Linked DNA regions of Mus musculus: region 2 is linked to region 1. The links are chromatin loops, found by intact Hi-C in ENCODE. Cell type or tissue: left cerebral cortex. All regions are shown on one strand. Region 1 has its middle 98 kb from the start of Gm33321. Region 2 has its middle 53 kb from the start of Gm33321.

What was found. A loop is a pair of places that touch in the nucleus more often than their neighbours do. Peaks named below come from ENCODE experiments on the same cell type or tissue, not always from the same donor. Only the 100,000 strongest peaks of a DNase experiment are listed, where the experiment ranks them.
Region 2: a loop joins it to region 1, with 2.7 times the contacts of the local background. A loop is called at or near these places in 1 of 42 quality-filtered maps.

The regions. Positions count from the first base shown.
Region 1 is chr14:58,201,568-58,204,067 of GRCm38, forward strand. No RefSeq gene overlaps it. Among named protein-coding and RNA genes, the nearest start is that of Gm33321, 98 kb to the right of the region's middle. In left cerebral cortex, no CTCF peak of the experiment used is centred here; a DNase peak (open chromatin) is centred at 1,443; H3K27ac peaks cover 240 bases.
Region 2 is chr14:58,352,134-58,354,633 of GRCm38, forward strand. No RefSeq gene overlaps it. Among named protein-coding and RNA genes, the nearest start is that of Gm33321, 53 kb to the left of the region's middle. In left cerebral cortex, no CTCF peak of the experiment used is centred here; a DNase peak (open chromatin) is centred at 1,058.

The sequences.
Region 1 (2,500 bases):
GATTTATTTATTGTTATATGTAAGTATACTGTAGCTGTCTTCAGACACACCAGAAAAGGGCATCAGATCTAAGTACAGATGGTTGTGAGCCACCATGTGGTTGCTGGGATTTGAACTCAAGACCTTCAGAAGAGCAGTCAGTGCTCTTAACCACTGAGCCATCTCTCCAGCCCTCTGTTGCAATTCTTAATGTCTACTGTGGTAGGGTTTCTGGGCTCTAATAAAGTTGTGTTATCCTGGCTATTATTGATTGTGTTTTTATACTGGTATGTGAGTATCTGGGTTTGGGAAGATTGTAATTCTAGGTGCTGATATCTGGCCTTGTCTTTATTGTATGGGTGTTTTGTTTCTTGGTTTCTGTTACCCTCTCTAATTCTTTGGAAGGTGTGTTGGCTGTGTGTTGCCTAGTAGGGAATTCTCCTGGGATCCTGCTAGGTGTGGCCTCCATTGGTTCTCAGTAAAATGTGGGGATGGGCTAGGAGCAGGGACTGAGGAACCTGCAGGAGGAAGGAAAGCAGGGTGTTCCACCAAGATCTGTTTAATCCCCTGGGAATGGGGGCAGCAGTGTGTGAGGATAGGCCCTACATATAGTCTTCTACAGAGCTGGGGACTGGATATGGAGGAGAGTAGAGGGAGTGAAGACCTGAGGCTTGCCTACCTGCTTAGCTGGCCTACTTACTCCTCTGGTAGACTTGTTCCCAGGGAATGCCTGCTAGACTTGGGGGCTGGGATAACAGGATGAATGAAGAGGAAGGATGGAGGAGAAAAACTACATGGGGCCAGGCATAGCAGGTAGTCTGTTATAGAGCTGGGGGTGAGACTGGGGGGTCAATTTGGAGGGGAGAGAGAGAGAGAGAGAAGAAGAAGAAGAAGAAGAAGAAGAAGAAGAAGAAGAAGAAGAAGAAGAAGAAGAAGAAGAAGAAGAAGAAGAAGGGGGAGGAGGAGGAAGAGGAGGAGGAGGAGGAAGAGGAGGAGGAGGAAGAGGAGGAGGAGGAGGAGGAGGAGGAGGAGGAGGAGATCTGCAGTTAGGGTTTCTGTTTCTCTGGCCAGAGTGGCCTAAGGTCCCAAGGAATCTCCTGAGCGATCTTAACTAGCATTCTTCTTAGAGCAATTTTAAATGTTTGCATTAATTCTCCCTAGTCCTTCATCTTCCTCCTAGCAGTTCAGTTCCATCTTTTTTTCCTGTGTGGTAATTGCCAGGTATTGAAAGGCTGTGTGAATGTGTTATGAAACAAGACTTGTATTGTATGACTATTCTTATCTTGGATTTTCTTTTCTGCAGTGCCTTGAAAAATCTTTTTTTTTTCCCTCCTGTCAAGTCTCTGAAGGGATTTTCGCAGCTAATTTAGGATAATAAGGCATTTTCGCTGTTCTGCAGCTTTTCTTTTTAGGAATAATACATATATATTTCAGTAGCTTCTATTTAAGTTTGCCTAAACTGAATGAAAATGTTCACACGGTTTTTTAAGGCATCAATGCATCTGCATGTGTGTATAGCTCTGTGCACCGCCCACCCATCCTCCCAGGGATGGCACTGCTCAGCCCAGACTCCTGCACAAAACAGCACTTCACGGGCCTTTGGCTTTGATGCCTCTGTTGAAATTTAAGGGGATTTAGATGTTGGAGGTCAAAATACTGCCAAGGAAAATGTAAAGGCCATGATGTAATTGCTTGGTCAGAGGTCAGCTTTTTGACTAAACTGAAAGAGGCAGCTCTGTGCTTGGACAATAGTTTTCATGGTCATTTGAAATGAATATCTGTTAAGTGCCAGGGAAATGCCTTGGTCACCCTGAGACCAAAGAAAATGACTTCCAACATCGAATTCCTATTCTCTCTCCGCTCCCTATCTTCCTCCTTCCCTCCTCCCTCCCTCCTTCATTTCCTCCCTCCCACTTCCTCCCTCCCTCCCTGTCCATTCCTTGCTTTTGATCAAGTCTTACTGTGTGGCCAAGGCTAGTATTGAACTTCAGACCCTTATATCTCAGCTTTCTGCATGTTTCAATTATGTGCATGTGCCACCATGACAATCCTATGTGTTCTTTTGAAGAAACTTCACATATTATCACATCTCCTGTCTCTCCCATTTTTCACTTGCCTTGTGCAAGGTACAGCTTGGGATGTGGGAATTGTCCCATGTCACCCTCTCCTTTTTAAAAAAGATACTTTTGCCATGTGTGATGCTTAAATTTATGTGTCATATTGATTAGATTGAGAAGCCAAGGTACTTGGTTAAATGCTAGTATAGATCTTGCTGTGAAAGTATTTTGTTACTTGATTGACAGCTGTAGTCAGTGGACATTATATGACCTTTATAATGTGGCTGGCCTCATCAAATCAGTTGAAAAGTGTTAAGAGCAAGACCTGAGGATGCTGAGTGAAGATGGGATTTGGTCTCAAACCTACAGCATCAACTCTTGCCTGAGATTCCAGCCTTATAGTTGCCCCGTGGCTTTCAGACTAGCTGCTCCTGAGACCTGATAATCATGTGAGCTGATTTTAA
Region 2 (2,500 bases), 150 kb after region 1:
CCAAAGGTGCTAATTCATGTTTGTGTGTGTGTGTGTGTGTGTGTGTGTGTGTGTGTAAGAGAGAGAGAGAGAGAGAGAGAGAGAGAGAGAGAGAGAGAGAGAGAGAATGCTGGCATATATGAGGGTTCAAATGTGCATATGGGTGTTATAGAACAAAGTTCAGTGTTCTTTGCAGGCACTGTCCACTGTTTTCTTGAAGATGGATCTCTTACTGCTTGGTAGGCCAAGCTGGCTGACCAGCAAGTCCTAGGGATCTGCTTGCCTCTACCTCCCCAGGGCTGGAATTACAACTACATTCCATCGTACCTGGCTCTTTAATTTTTCATATGTGTTTCAGGCTCAAAGTCAGGTCCTTATGCTTATTAGGCAAACATTTTACATACCATGTTAGTCTCTAGCCAGAAGATTAACTCTTACACTGAGTATCTGCATTGCTGTGGTCCACAGCCTAGCACACTGCCTTCCTTTGGGGGTGTGGGAGGCACATTTCTGGAAGCTTCCCTCTAAACATGTAGAAAGGGGCAGCCTGCCCCATCGAGGGACTGCTTGGGGATCACACTTGGGGAGCTACAGAAAGTGTTCTTTCTTTCTTTTTTGTTTTGCTTTGTTTTATTTTTCAAGTCATGATTTCTCTGTGTAGCCCTGACTTCCTGGAACTCACTCTATAGACTAGGCTTGAACTCAGAGATTTGCCTGCCTCTGCCTCCCATGTGCTGGGATCATAGGCGTGTACCACTGCCTCCTGCCTAAAGCGGTCTTTCTTAATGGAAGGATTTGCTGTGAAACATGGAATAATAACTCTCATAGATTCACCAAACCTACTTAAATTAGCACCTCGGTTCCAGTGTGGGTTCTCTCCCTGCTCCCAGTGTCCTGTGTTGGGACTAAAAGCCTATTGGCTGGAGTGCTGGGGGGAGGAGCTCACAGCCAGAGGGTCACTGTTACTCTCTGGCACTCTGTTGTGTGAGGGTGGGGGTAGGAATGGGGATTGTGCTTTTTTGGATTTTAGTGCTCTGTAGATAGATTTCTCTTGGTACAGCTGGAATGAGTGGGCAGCCAGGGCTGTCTGCCAGTAGGGGAACTCCCTCTTGGCTCTAGATTTGGGCAGTACTGTTCAGTTCCTCTCTTAGACTTGAGATCTATGTTGTTTTCTTTCCTTTGCTCCACAGTCCAAAGAGGAATGACCAAGGTTTGGTTCTCAGCATCCACATGGTGGTGCACAATCATTTGGTCCAATGGATTTGATGCCCTCTTCTGACCTCCACGAGCACCATGCAAACACATGTTGCACAGATATAGATGCAGGCAAAACACTCATTCATACAAAATAAAATAATCTACAAAATTTTAAACAAAACAGGAATGAGCTTTGCCAAAGTTTGAATCGTAATCTCTAACCTCCATCCACCTACCAAAATTCCCTAACCCCCAGTGTTCAATTCCTAACCTCCAGGACTTCAGAATGTGAGCTTCTGTGGTGACATACTCTTTAAGAATTGAATGAAGATTAACTGTGGTTTCTTAGGTGGTTTTGATCCTAAATGGCATGCAGCCCTTCTAACCAGGGAAATTTGGATGCAGGCAGGTACAGAAGGGGGTTTCATCGGAGGGCCTGATGGGTGGCAGGGAGAAGTCTCAAGAAACCTGCCTGGCAATAAATTGATCTTGAACTTCCAGGGTCTAGAACTGGGATGCCTTTTGCTATGTTACACCTCTGGTGCTTTGTCATGCAACTCAAAGAGATTATTAGAACAGCTGTCTACCCACGACAAGAAATAGCATACTGCTAAGACCTGGACAGGAGTAGATAGGCTTTGTTAGCTAAGGTCTTCCTGACCACAGCCGTTCATTCTAAACCAACAGTTCCCGGGCTTCAAGTGCAAACATAAACAGGACACATCTGCCCTCCCCACCTTCTATCCCAAACAGGGAGAACCTTGACCCATCAGGGAAGCCACCAGTTAAAGACCAAGATTTTGGCCACATACCTTTTTAACTTGTCACACAACCAGCACGAACCATGACTTATAACTTTACGTTTGTGGGAAAATATGTTCTAAATTCCCAACAACAATTTACAGATGCATTTTTGGACCGCAGCTTGTTTAAATTGAGGGCAGCCAATATTTGTAGATTTCTCATCAACACTCAAATTGTATATACTTTTTACGGACACACCATGTAGGTCAACCTTTTTCCTAATTTAGACCAGTCTTTCTATAATTCATTGTAATTGCTGTATTTAATTGTCAGATTGAGCACATTATTTTTAAAGGACTTTGCATATATAAGTAATAGACTCTGGAAATTCTTTTTATGACGTAGTAAATCTTTATTAAACAGAAAGGATGCAAAGCTGTATTACTTGGTGTTTGAGACGCTGTCCCCTATTGATGTGAAAATACTCTGAGCCATGAAGGTACTGGTGAGAGAGAATCACGCTGCCCCGAGGATTTGCCATGAACCTTCACACCCCCTTGCTCATCTTTTAGTTAATGTG